Linked DNA regions of Homo sapiens: region 2 is linked to region 1. Evidence: chromatin loops called from intact Hi-C (ENCODE). Cell type or tissue: heart left ventricle. All regions are shown on one strand. Links, peaks and the distances in the headings refer to the core of each region. The heading gives the core; the rest is flanking DNA.

Evidence for each region. A loop is a pair of places that touch in the nucleus more often than their neighbours do. Peaks named below come from ENCODE experiments on the same cell type or tissue, not always from the same donor. Only the 100,000 strongest peaks of a DNase experiment are listed, where the experiment ranks them.
Region 2: it touches region 1 in a loop (2.2-fold over the local background); 1 of 110 quality-filtered maps calls a loop at or near these places.

What each region holds. Positions count from the first base shown.
Region 1 is chr5:58,918,199-58,926,771 of GRCh38, forward strand. No RefSeq gene overlaps it. Among named protein-coding and RNA genes, the nearest start is that of PDE4D-AS1, 120 kb to the right of the region's middle. In heart left ventricle, for the core only: no CTCF peak of the experiment used is centred there; DNase peaks (open chromatin) are centred at 4,373 and 4,893; H3K27ac peaks cover 1,405 bases.
Region 2 is chr5:59,153,483-59,157,482 of GRCh38, forward strand. The region is part of intron 5 of PDE4D (phosphodiesterase 4D); the gene reads right to left. Among named protein-coding and RNA genes, the nearest start is that of PDE4D-AS1, 120 kb to the left of the region's middle. In heart left ventricle, for the core only: no CTCF peak of the experiment used is centred there; no DNase peak of the experiment used is centred there; H3K27ac peaks cover 468 bases.

The DNA of each region.
Region 1 (8,573 bases), core at 2,045-6,044:
TAAACCAAGACTTCCAGATAAACCTGGTTCCCATACGTATGACATTTCCTCAATGATCTTGCTGTGTTTATGGCTTGTTTTACGAGTATCATGCACTGTTAATTATCCTTTCAAGTGTAAGTTCTGAGTCAAGCTTTTTTTTTTTTTTTTTGATTGAAAAGAACTGAAACAACTTAAATAAGGTTAATCTAAAAAACAAAGGGGGAAGGAGATTTATTTAAAGGCTGGAGGCAATCCCATGGAATCCAAGAAGAGAGAACACAAGTCTCATGAGACCCTTGCAGAGCCAGAGACAGGGGAAGCATTGGAAACCAAGGGCATTCACCAGTGTGTGGTCTGTGTATTCTCTCTACTTCTCTGCTTGAGTCTTTTCTTTCTCTGAAACCACAAATGAGGGAATTTGTGAGAAACTGTGGAGTGCAAAACTTCTGGGTACACAATAGTGCTTCCTTAGGAGATGTTTCATGCAGACGGCCATGTGGTATCCTAACTCTTCAACCCTTCATAGTCACTTATGAAAGAGGCTTGTGTTTTTATTACTGACTTCTGTTTTAATATAGAGTTTCTTAACCAAATTTCTTTTTTCCAGGGGGGCATTTGGAAATGTGTATGAGGTGGGAGGAAGAGACATCACAGAGACATACTTTTAGGGGCCTGTGGGCCCCCAAGCATGGAAATAAAGAAAAGTCTTGGATTTCTTCAAGGGAAATTCCTGGCACATAGCAATCTTTGAGAAGCAAATAAGCAACTCAATAAACAAGAAAGTAATAGAGCTTAAAACAATAACCAAGGAAGTTAGAGTAAGGAGATGTTTGGTTCCCCTATGGAAACTAAAGGTAACATCTTAACATATGTCTCTGAGTTGTTTTTCAGAAACCCAGACCCCCACCAAACAAATCGGCTGGCATGTAGACCTCAGGTAACAGGGAACTAAAGACTAAGCTCTGACCATCATTCTTGGTTCTAAATTTCTTGCTGAGGGGCCTGGAGGGAATCACCCCCTGAGCTGGTTAACTTTCTATTCTGCGGACCCCAAATTTTTAAACAAAGCTTCTCTTCTTTAACCAATTGCAAATTAGAAAATCTTTGAATCTACCTATGACTTGTAAACCCCTGCTTCAAAGTATCTTGCCATTCTATGCCAAAACCAATGCATAACCTCCATGTATTGATTTACAATTTTGCCTGTTACTTCTACTTTCTTGAAATTTATCTCTGCCTTTAAAAAGCCTTACCTGAAAGCCACTGGGGAGGTCAGGATTTGAGCACTGGCTTCCTGGTCCTCCTTGCTTGGTGCCCTGCAATCAAGTGCCTTCCTTTCTGTCACTGCAAATGTGGAGACCTGGTTCTACAGCACTGGGGCAAGCGAGCCTCAGTTCGGTTCTATAATGGGGACAGACATGCTAGTCATTCTTCATTGCAAGGGACAACCCTATACAATGAATTGCCCAATCCCACCCTTCACTCCCAATGCCAGTAGGGTTCTCACTGAGAGATGCTTAGACACAGCATGCCACCTGCAGGAGCCTAGGTGGCTAATTGAAATTTTTAAGTCACTGGATTGAAATGAAGCATAGTGCTCTGGTGTTCAGATTCTATAATCAGGGTGTGATGACAGAGAAGTACCTGGTCCTGGATGGGAAAATAAAAACTATATCAGAAGAGTGATTTCTGCTTTTGTGTGCCTTCATACACTAGCTAAGCCAGACGTCAATAAGAAACATTTGTGGTTCTGGCCACACTGACTGTAAGCCACGGTAACAAAACCTGGCATAATAATGCTGAAATAGACATCACTTACACACACTCGGGACATGCTGACCTTCTTCATAAAGCAAATGTTAAAACTCCCCAGACTAAGGTGAGTGCCCTGTGTATGCTGACAAGGCGCTGGGTGTTAAAAATAACCTATTTTGATCCCTGGGATAGTTCAACCAATCTTATCAAAGGATTTTTCAAATGTCAGACTCTTTCATCACCCGATTTTCATTGACTCCCTGACCTGCTATTTCCCACACTGATTTTTAGGGGCTATTTGGACTATAAACCACAAAGCATTGAACTCCAAAATATAGACAGCTGAACTGGCTCTGTTCGGGAGTCTGTAATTATTTCCAAGATGAGATTTTGGGCTTTTCATGTCATAGATCCTTGACCTGGGGAGCTACTAAGCTAGAGCCCAAATGGGAACTTGAAGCCCCACTCTTAGCATTTCTCCCCTACCCCTAGGCACACCACTGCCTTCCTCTCCTTTGTTATGGATGGATGGGTGGGTGGAAACTTGGCTCGCCACCCCACCCTCCCTCCCTCATTCCCAGCTGATCCCTTGGAGAATAGTTCAAGCTGTTCATATCTAGTATCAGGAGACAAGGAGTAGGTTTACATTGACATCTTCCAGTGTTATCTGATAGCTTTCCTGAATGATGGAGGAACAAGAAATCCTAAAGTGCAAAAATAAAACTCATCAGCATCATCAAACTTCACAGCAGAATAGCCTCTCATCCCTCTTCATTATTAATGAAGTCAAAAGAGAGTCTGGAGCTTTGATCCAGGAAACATCAAGGGTAAATGTGGTAAACCAGCCTTGCCTCTCAGGCTCAGGGTTGACGTCTTTCATGGCAAGCAGCTCATTGCTGAGCATCTGGCCTGTGAGCCAGGTGCATGTAGGTTTGCTGTGCATGCAGGTAGAGACTGGGCACCGGCCTGGCATAAAAGGATGGCAGGTCACTGGCACACTTTTCCTGGCAGAATTTAAGGCAAGAAAACAGATCTGGACTATCATAGAATTTTCTGGAATGTAATTGTTAATGTCTTACTCCTTCCAACCAGATGAGCACTTTTATTTTCCTGGAACACTGAATTCAACTGTGTTTATCTTTATCCTCAAGAACTCTGTCATTTGACAGCAACTGCTGTTAAATTTACTCAGTTTATTGAACAGTTGGGATCTTTTGGCCTGTTTATAGATGTGATTATTGAGAATAAAGAGCATGGTGGGTATTCAAATTTATTTCAGCTGAAGTCGTGTCTTGTTTTTAGCTTTTCATTCTTTTACTCTGAGTCAGACATCAGTAAAGTTTTTTTTTTCTTGCTTCAATTCAAAATGTCTAATGTTAAAAGAACAATGTGTGAAGTGTCAAGTCCATAAAAGGAAATCTGGTGGTGGCTGCTGAACTGGCTCATTATGTGATAGCTAGCACTAGAGTTAAAGCTAGACCACTTCTCCAAGATATAAACATACATTTATATGCATAGACTTGTTCTGAACATGTCATCCCTAGCCAGAGATGACCCTCCCAGGCCCTCCCTGTGGATCCTATGTCTTCCCTGCCCTGATGATGGGCTGGTTGAGTGCACCCTTTCCTTTACCCTGCTCTGCTGCCTTTGCTCCCATGATAAAAAGGTAAAGGGTCCAGAAGTGGAATCCTGAAGGACAGAATCCAGAAAATCACTTTATTTATTTATTTTTTATTTATTTTTGTTTTTTCCACTGGGTGATATTTTTAATTTTACTACATAAACTCATATATCACTTAACAATATGGATACATTCTGAGAAATGCAATGTTAGGCAATTTCATCATTGTGTGAACATCATAGAGTGCACCCACACAAACCTATACGGTGTAGCCTACTACACACAGAGGCTACATGGTCTAAACTATTGCTCCTAAGCCAAAAACCTATACAACATGTTACTGTACTGAACACTGCAGGCAGTTGTAACCCAGTGGTAAGTATTTGTGTATCTAAATACATCTTAAGGTAGAAAAGATACAGTAAAAATATTGTATTATAATCTTTTATCATACCATCATATGTACAGCCCATTTTTGACCAAAATGTCATTATGCAGTAAATGACTATATATGCTTCCAGTCTCAGGGGAGGTCCACAATCTAAGTTAGTTCTGTGAATTGCCCTTTAAAACCAGGAGATCACTTTAAAGGAGTCCAGGGAATCAGCTAGGAGACAATTATTGAAAATCAGTTTTTACCTATTTTGCTGTTTTATCACAAAATATTTTCCTGCCACCCATTTTGCCACCTTTTTAAAGATTTTGGGGAAAACCGTTTTTCAAGACTTTTTTGTTGGATTTTTCTTTTGAGACAAACGATAATGAGAGAGCAAAAAGGCTCAGATTGACTTCAATTTTGTCTACATCTTAGCACAAACTGTGAGAGCTGAGTAAAAGCAAGGTTTTGCTGAAGACAGGCAGAGGGTTCTAGAAGGAGGTGTGTGTGGCAAGGCACCCTGACACACTTTGCCTCACCACAGTTCTACCCTGGGCTAGCCCCCCTGATGTCCTTGTTGTTGGCCCTCTCAGTGTTCTTCCTGCGTCAAAGGAGTACCCGGGCAGCTGCCACCAGGGAGTGGAGCAGTGGCAGCTGGGACTAGGCGGAAGTCCAACTGCTTCTGGCTGCCAATACTCCAGGCCCTGCCCGCCTACGAGGAAGTCAAGGGCAGACCCTCTCCATTTCCTCCCCAGCCCCACCGATGTCCCAGGGATGACCTTGTGGAATGGTCCCCCGGCAGAAACACATTGATGTCAAATCCTCCCTTGAAGTCCACCTCAGGCCATACATTCCATGAGACTCTTCCAGGCCAAACCCGTGAGGTGTGGACAGAGGAAACTTAAGCAGAGGAAGTTGGCACTCAATTGCAAATCTGGCTGCCTGCGAGGAGATTTATAACCAGAGAATTCACTGCCTTTGTGGTGCTTTTAGAAAACAGTCCCTGGCTTGACTGAGGGAGAGAAACTTTTGTGGAAAATGCCTGTCGTTCATGTTCCTGGCAGATCTGCAAGTATTTCTACGGCGCAAATGTAGCTCTGATTGCTCACTCAACAAACACGGACGGAACCTTTGTCAGGACGCTGGCTGCAGTGTGTGCCAGTTGGCAGATAGGGCTCAGAAAAACAGCAAGAGGTAATTCTCCCTTCTGAGCAGCAGAGGAGTGAGGACATGGGCTGGCTCCAACACCTTCTAATCCCAACCCAACGATGCACCACCCCCACTCCCCGCCCACCTTAAGGATGAAATTATTTCCCTCTTATCTATCACACCATAATGATATCCCTCATACCTGGGAAGCGTTAAGCTAAATTGATTCCAAATGTTGTGTGTTGAATCCTATCCCCCAAAGATACGTGCTTCTTTTCTGTTTTGTTTTTTTTAATATTGAAGTTCACATTTTTTTTTATGGAGATGGGGTCCTCTTATGTTGCCCAGGTTGGACTCAAACTCCTGGCTTCAAGCAACTCTCCCATCTCAGCCTCCAAAAGTGCTGGGATTACAGATGTGAGCCACTGAGCCTGCCCAAACAAAGACCAGGATTTCAAAATGTGACCTTGTATTTGGAAATATGGTTGTTTCAGATGTAATTAGTTAAGACGAGGTCATCCTGGAGTAGAATGGGCCATTAATCTAATATGACTGAGTGTCCTTATAAGAGAGAAAAATATCCTGGGAAGACATAAAGACACAGAGGGGAAAATGGCCATGTGTTAGGTGAAGGCAGAGATTGGAGTGATGCATCTACAAACCAACGAATGCCAGGAGGGCCAAGAACTGCTAAAAGCTAGAAAGAAGTAAGGAGGTATTCTCCTCTAGAACCTCCGAGAGAGCACGGTCCTGCCAACACCTTGGCTGCCAACACACTTCTCGACTTCAGAACTCAGAGAGAATAAATTTAGGTTGTTTTAAGCCACCCAGGTTTTTGTACTTTGTTACGGCAGCCCTAAGAAATTAATTTACCAACCAACAATGGCTTGATCATTGTCACCCTAAGCTGGCAAAAGTGCAGAAGAGAACTGGTAGCAATCCCAGTTAAATTTCCCATCAGGAGCACCCAGCAAACAACATGTACCAAAAAAAAAAAAAAAAAAAAAAAAAAGCTTTTTGGTTTTCTAGCTAAGTAGGCTTCTTCTTCACTGGGCCTTAGGGGATTTGTAATCCTTTTTTCCTCTCAAACAGACTAAAAGTATTCATAGTTGTCACCTAGTCCAGTAACAAATGTACAGTAACAAATGTAGTAACTCCTTGAGCCTTTTCCCTGTGATTTAGACTTGTTGGACAAGAAAACAGTCCTTGGGGGTAAAAACTCAATAATCTCTATTTGGTTTCAAAAGGAGAATTTCTAATCATCCCAAAGAAAAAAACCTGGTTAGGCTTAAGGGCCTGGGAAACTCACCACATCACCCTTGGGCTTTATTCATCCACTTCTCGTTAAAGTTTGGGGCTGAATCAACATAACCTTAGCTTTTAGTCACTTCAGTGAACTACCAAAGAGACCTTGAGTTGTCTACAAAGAACGTCGAGTTGGCATCACTTTGGAGATTAAATGAAGGGGAAAATTGACTGAAGAGGGTGGCAGGGTAGAGACTGTGTAATCTAGGCATGATGAAGTCGCTACTTAAGCCAGGACAGGATGACAAAGTTTAAGGGAACAGAGCCGTTTGCAGAGAAACAACTCTACCATAAGGAGAAAAAGGCTCTAAACATTGTGGCAAAATTCTGGATTTGGCAAGGGAATATTTAAGGGAATTTGCCTTGTCTCATTCAGAGAAGAGAGAGTTTGTTTGATTGATTTAAAAACATCTAGATACCAAGAAATATTCCAGGCATCTTATAAAATTAAACATTATGTAAAAATGGGACAACTAAGGTTAAAGAACAGAAAAGAGATTATATAAAAGAGACAAAGGAGTAGGTGCTACCAGGCTCCTGCATAAAAGGAACTGTTACAACTGGAAACGAAAGCAAAAAAAGAAGTCATCATTAGTTTTCACTGTATACACATACAAACTCATTTAAAGACAAACTTTTTCCTGAAAGTGAGCTATGGAAGTTTTTATCACATTAATCTATGAAGATTCCTTATGAAAATACGGTTTTATATATATACACACACACATACATATATACACACATACAGACATATATATTTCTCTAGGTGTATATGTAAGTTTACATACATATGTATATATATGCACATATAAACACATATATAAAATTTTACTACAACTTACTGTGCTGAAATGAGATTCAGTTTAAAGTTCATGAATGGATTCCCTGATTTCTGTGATTGTTATCCTATCCTTAAGAAACACAAGGCAGGGCTGGGCACAGTGGCTCATGTCTGTAATTCCAATACATTGAGAAGCCGAGGTGGGCAGATTGCTTGAGCTCAGGAGTTCAAGACCAGCCTGGGCAAGAGAATGAGATCCCATCTCTACAAAAAATACCAAAACAAATTATCCAGGCGTAGTGGCATGCATCTGTGGTCCCAGCTACTCAGGAGGCTGAGGTAGGAGGCTGACCTGAGCCCTGGAGATGGAGGCTGCAGTGATGCAGTGAGAAGATCACTCCACTGCCCTCCATCCTGGGTGACAGAGCCAGACTTTGTCTCAAAAAAAAAGAAAAGAAAAGAAACACAAGGCATGTGATAAGGAGCCAGATAAAACATAGGCATGATTTTACTGGCAAATATATTCTCCCTTACCCATTCTCAAGTGTTTGAGCCAGAGAAGCAGCTATGGGTGGTAATTGAAAGACAATCAGTCCTATGGTCTTACACAGCAAGAAACAAAGATGATACCTTTAATCCTCCTGGGGTGTAATTATCCCATGAAAACCCCAGCCAAGTAGGGAAGTCTCCTTGCTATTATTAGATTTCTTTCAGTTTAGGATGTAAGTACATGCAGAAAGTCATTCACTGAAAATTACTGGTTTCCCTATCAGTATGTTTGAAATCTGAGCTCGGTGGTGATTAATTTGGTCCTTGAGCTAGGTGAAGCTCCACTTTGGCTCTCCCTTAGTGCAAAGCCTGATTCTGAATGAACTGGCACACGGCCCCTTATTCTACTTTTGTGTGTGTTCCCAGAAAACAGCAGGACTGTTCTTTTGGACTGCTGAGAGTTCTCTGAGTTCAAGACTTTGTTCCACTGACTATTTTTTCCTTCAGCAATTTCAAAGGTTCTCAGTGAAATTTGTTTTTTAATGTCATAACCATTGTGAATGCTGTCCAATTACCTGGTCAAAAGAAAGCCCTCTCATCACGCCACTCGATTTCACATGTTTCCCCCCAGGCTCTGTGGGATGTTGTCACATTTCCCAGAATGTTTGAGCAATGGGCAAAAATGACTAACCTGCAGGTCCAAAAGGATGAATAAAATTAAAAGTGAGAGTTATATATGTAAATGAAATATGTAGAGCAGTATTAATTCTCTTTATCACTCTCTCCACACATGCACACACATATTTACTGGCCAGAAATATAGAAAACTTTCACTTTATCCGAGTAACCAACTACAAAATAAAATGGGAAAAGACCTGCAAACTGAAAAGTATCTGAGACAGATCTCCATCAATTTACAAGGTTATTTTGCCACGATTAAGGTTATGCCCAGAGGAAAAAAAATGTGGAATCAAAGAAACAGTCTGTGGTCTGTGCCTTTCTCCAAAGAAACTTATGAGGGCTTCAGTATTTAAAGGGAAAACACAGGCTTCAGGGGAAAGAGGAAGGGCAGGGTCAACCACGTGCTGCAAAGCAAAAGGAGCAGGCAGGGGAAT
Region 2 (4,000 bases), core at 1-4,000, 230 kb after region 1:
TGCCAAAGGGATTAAGAGACACATTTTCATCCCACTTTCTCAAATAGGAGAAAAAGTTTTCCATGCTGGTTTCTACTGTTCCATGTTTTGCTCTTATATTGCACCCAAGAATCATTTCAAGATGTTCTGAGAAGAGATGTAAAAGAGTCAGCTGATCTTCCCTACTTCAGGTCTATTGAACACAGGTAAGTTGGCATGACAGTGCCCCAGAACCACACACTAGTACTATGTGTGGTTATAACAAAAGAATTGCTATACTGGTGGGCAGGGTTTTTTTTTTTGTTGTTGTTGTTTTTTTTTAATAAAGAGGCATAGACCATAATTTTTAGAGCAATTTCATTAGGTTATGCTAGAGGTAGGTTTGGGAGAAGAGCCTGACTCGGCCTGAGGAAGGGGACTGGGCTTGAATTTTAGGTGTCCTCTAAAATGAGATAAAGTGAACCAGGCAATTATGAGAGAGAAGCGAGTTTTAGATGGTGAGAAGAGTACAAGTAAATGAAGACAGTTGTGAAACATGGTGCACGTGGGTGGAAAAAGTTTGCTGCTGAAAGAGTCAGCCAGGGGCTGGGCTGGAGAGGAGGTACAATACATATCTGGATAGGGGCTTTGGGTACCACACGAAAGAGATCTGATTTTATCATGGATGATGGGAAGGCTTGAAAAGGTTTTAAGAAGAGTGACATTTGCAGATTAATTTTTCAACTACATAAATTTGCTGGCATCATGGAAGGCCAGAGCTAAGAAGAGGTGCAACAGAGATCGACCATTTAAGAAAGTAGTTCTCTAATTTTAAAAATTATAGTAAGAAATACATTTTCATGGCAAAATGTCTGTGTGTGTTTGCATGTCTGTGGGTGTATCAATAATTTTATAAAACCATATTTATCTTTGATATTATAGATGTGGTTTTATACTCTTATTTTTTACGCAATTCTGTATCATATTTTTAAAATAAAATGCTAAATGCAACTGACAGTTTCAAAAACACTATTTCAGGTACTAGTACTATAATTCAGGGGAGAGTTGGTGAGTGCTTGAACTAGGGAAATATTAGCAGGTTAGAGAAGAGAGCATGGATTTGATCAATAGTTATAAAATAAAATAAAAATTGTATTCATTTGGGGCCGAGCATGGTGGCTCACACCTGTAACCTCAGCACTTTGGAGGCCAAGGCAGGAGGATCACTTGAGGCCAAGAATTCGAGACCAGCCTGGCCAACATAGTGAAACGCTGTCTCTACTAAAAATACAAAAATTAGCTGGGTGTGATGGTGTACACCTGTAATACCAGCTACTTGGGAGGCTGAGGCACAAGAATTGCTTGAACCCAGGAGGTGGAGGTTACAGTGAGCTTAAATCTTGCCACTGCACTCCATCCTGGGCAACAGAGTGAGACAACTCTGTTTCAAAAATATATATAGACAGACAGATAGATTTGGTAGAAGGATTCATGATTTATAAGTTTCGATCTTGGCTAAAAGTGTTTCACTAACTGAGATAGGAAGAACAGATTTGCAAAGAAATATGTGAGTCCAGCTCTGGACATATTGGATTTGAAGAGTTGGATATCAATGGACATTGGGCTTTTGTGTGAATAAATTTGGAAATTGGGGAAGTGCCTACTCTGAGTAGAGACAGAGTTTTGGGACCCACTTTCATAAGATGGAAAATACAACTATGAGGTACATGAAAACATCTACAGAGTACACAGAGTGAGAAAACCAATTAATCAAAAAGAACATTCTAGAATACTCACATTTAAGAGGTAAAGTGGGGAGGAAGAGAGACCATGAAGAATAGTGAAAAGAAGTATTCAGAGCAGCAAGAAGAGTGTGGAAACATCTGGAACAAAATGGCTCCCAACAAAAACATGTTGAATAAATATTTACTCAGTAAATGAACAAAGAAAGAGTTTAAGAAGAAGAAGCCTCTAAGAACTAAGAAGACAATTAGGAGTTCATTGGCAACCAAGGGAGGGCAGCTGGAACAGAGGTGTTGTGAGAAAGTCGTACTACAGTGGACTGCAGACTGAATAGGGATGAGGAGGTAGAGCAACTTGACTGAAAAGAGAAGATCAAGAACTAGCTAAAGGATCAATAAAGAGTTGGCTGAACTTTGCTGTGGTTTGCTGTGTATTGTTTTTAAGATTGTGAGAGACATGAATGGGGAAAGAGCCAGAATAAAAGTAAAGATTGAAGATGTGAGAGATAGAAAGGAAAACAGACGAAGCAAGGACTTGTGGGAGCTGGGAGGAGAGAGGATCAAGGGCCCAGATGCAGGGGTTGACTTAGAGCAGGAGGGAGAAGGGAAACGTCATCCGCTGAGACCAGAAGGGAGGAAGGGATTATGGATGTCAGTAAGAGACCTATGGATAACATCTATGGCAAGAGGATGTAGGAGCTGAGGAAGTTCATGCCTTGACACAGACTTTCTTCAAAAAGCAACAAGTTATTTGCTGAAAGGAGATGAAGAGCTGCTGGTTTGGGAGGCTTAAGAGAGAGGACAGGTTTGGAATTAGCATGAAGAGGACTGAGAGAGGGGCACAGCAGGAACTAACTGTCAAGTGCTCTGAGAGTCCGATGAGGTGACAGGTCTTGACTTTGTTGGAATTCCAGCTTGAAGTGATGTGGGATTATTTTTCCCAGGAATTCAGGTAAGGAAGTGGAAAAGGCAGACTGTAAAACTGACAGAGCTGGATTTTCCCAAAGTGAGTAAGGAGGACAGGATGGCAAGAGATTCGAGAGAGACTGGGCAGGCCAGAGGGAGAGGTTAGGAGAAGACTCATTTGCTTAAAGGAGATTGAAATCCCTGAACTAGAGACTTGCCAGAAAAAAAAAAAATATATATATATGTGTGTGTGTGTGTGTGTGTGTGTGTGTGTGTGTGTGTGTGTGTCTTATTCTCTTTTGTGGCAGACACTAAATTTGAGCCAAGGAGATGTAAGTAGAAGCATTATGTGGGATTTCTCAGAAGCCTTTTCTAAAAGGAGTGGGTGTACTATTCCTTCTTTTTTCCTCCTTCTTGCTGCTGGCCACTTAGTTGTGATGGCTAGGGCTCTTGTAGTCATCTCAGACCATGAAGACAAAGCCTATAATCTAGAAATGTTAAAAAAATTATCTGAAAGAAGCTCTGGGCCCTTGGTGATTTTAGAGCAGCCACAGCAGCCCTGGACTGCTCACTCTGAATTTCTGGAAAAAGAAATCAACTTCTGTCTTGATTGAAGCACAATTTTAAAAAATTGAAATAAAAATATTTTATATATTTATGGTATACAACATGTTTTGGTATATACAGCGAAATTTTCAGGACTCATTTACTAACCATATTCTAGCTAAAAGAGAATATATACACAGCAACTAGAGAACGAATAGAGATTTCTTGGAACAGAATGCTATCTTTCTACCATGTAATGCCTAAGCAGGGCACATACTTTATAGTAAGCAAAAAGCTTTGATCTTTGCAGGAGATTATAGACTGCTTTTGATTTGGGTAGAGAAGAAACAAAAGTCAAATCTTGGATTTCTTCATTAATTAAAAAAAAAAAAAGGCAAAATAAAGCCACATGTATGTTGTTTTTTCCCGTAAGGTCAAGCAAAGACTTCTTTATACTTTTTGTGAGAAAATGTATTGAAAATTAATGACATTAATACCCAGGATGGTACATTTCCATTGCTTCACAATTTTTTTTTCTTTCTGAAGGGTTAGAATTTCCACCAGTCAGCATAAAATGGTTAAAACTGAAGCCTAGTAAATCACTTGTATTGCATTGTTTTCAAAGTGACTAAACAGCTGTAGTTTTCAAGGTCAGCCAAATCATCTGCCAGGGTCACACGTGTTTCACATGTCAAGTAACGTATATGGGTTCAATTCCATCCAGGATCCTAAGGAAAAAGACATTTGCAAACAAGTGATCCGAAGACATTTTTCTAAACAGGTGCTGTGGTTACTGGGATAAGAGTTACTATTGTAAACCACTTGAATTTACGACTAAGTTTCCAATC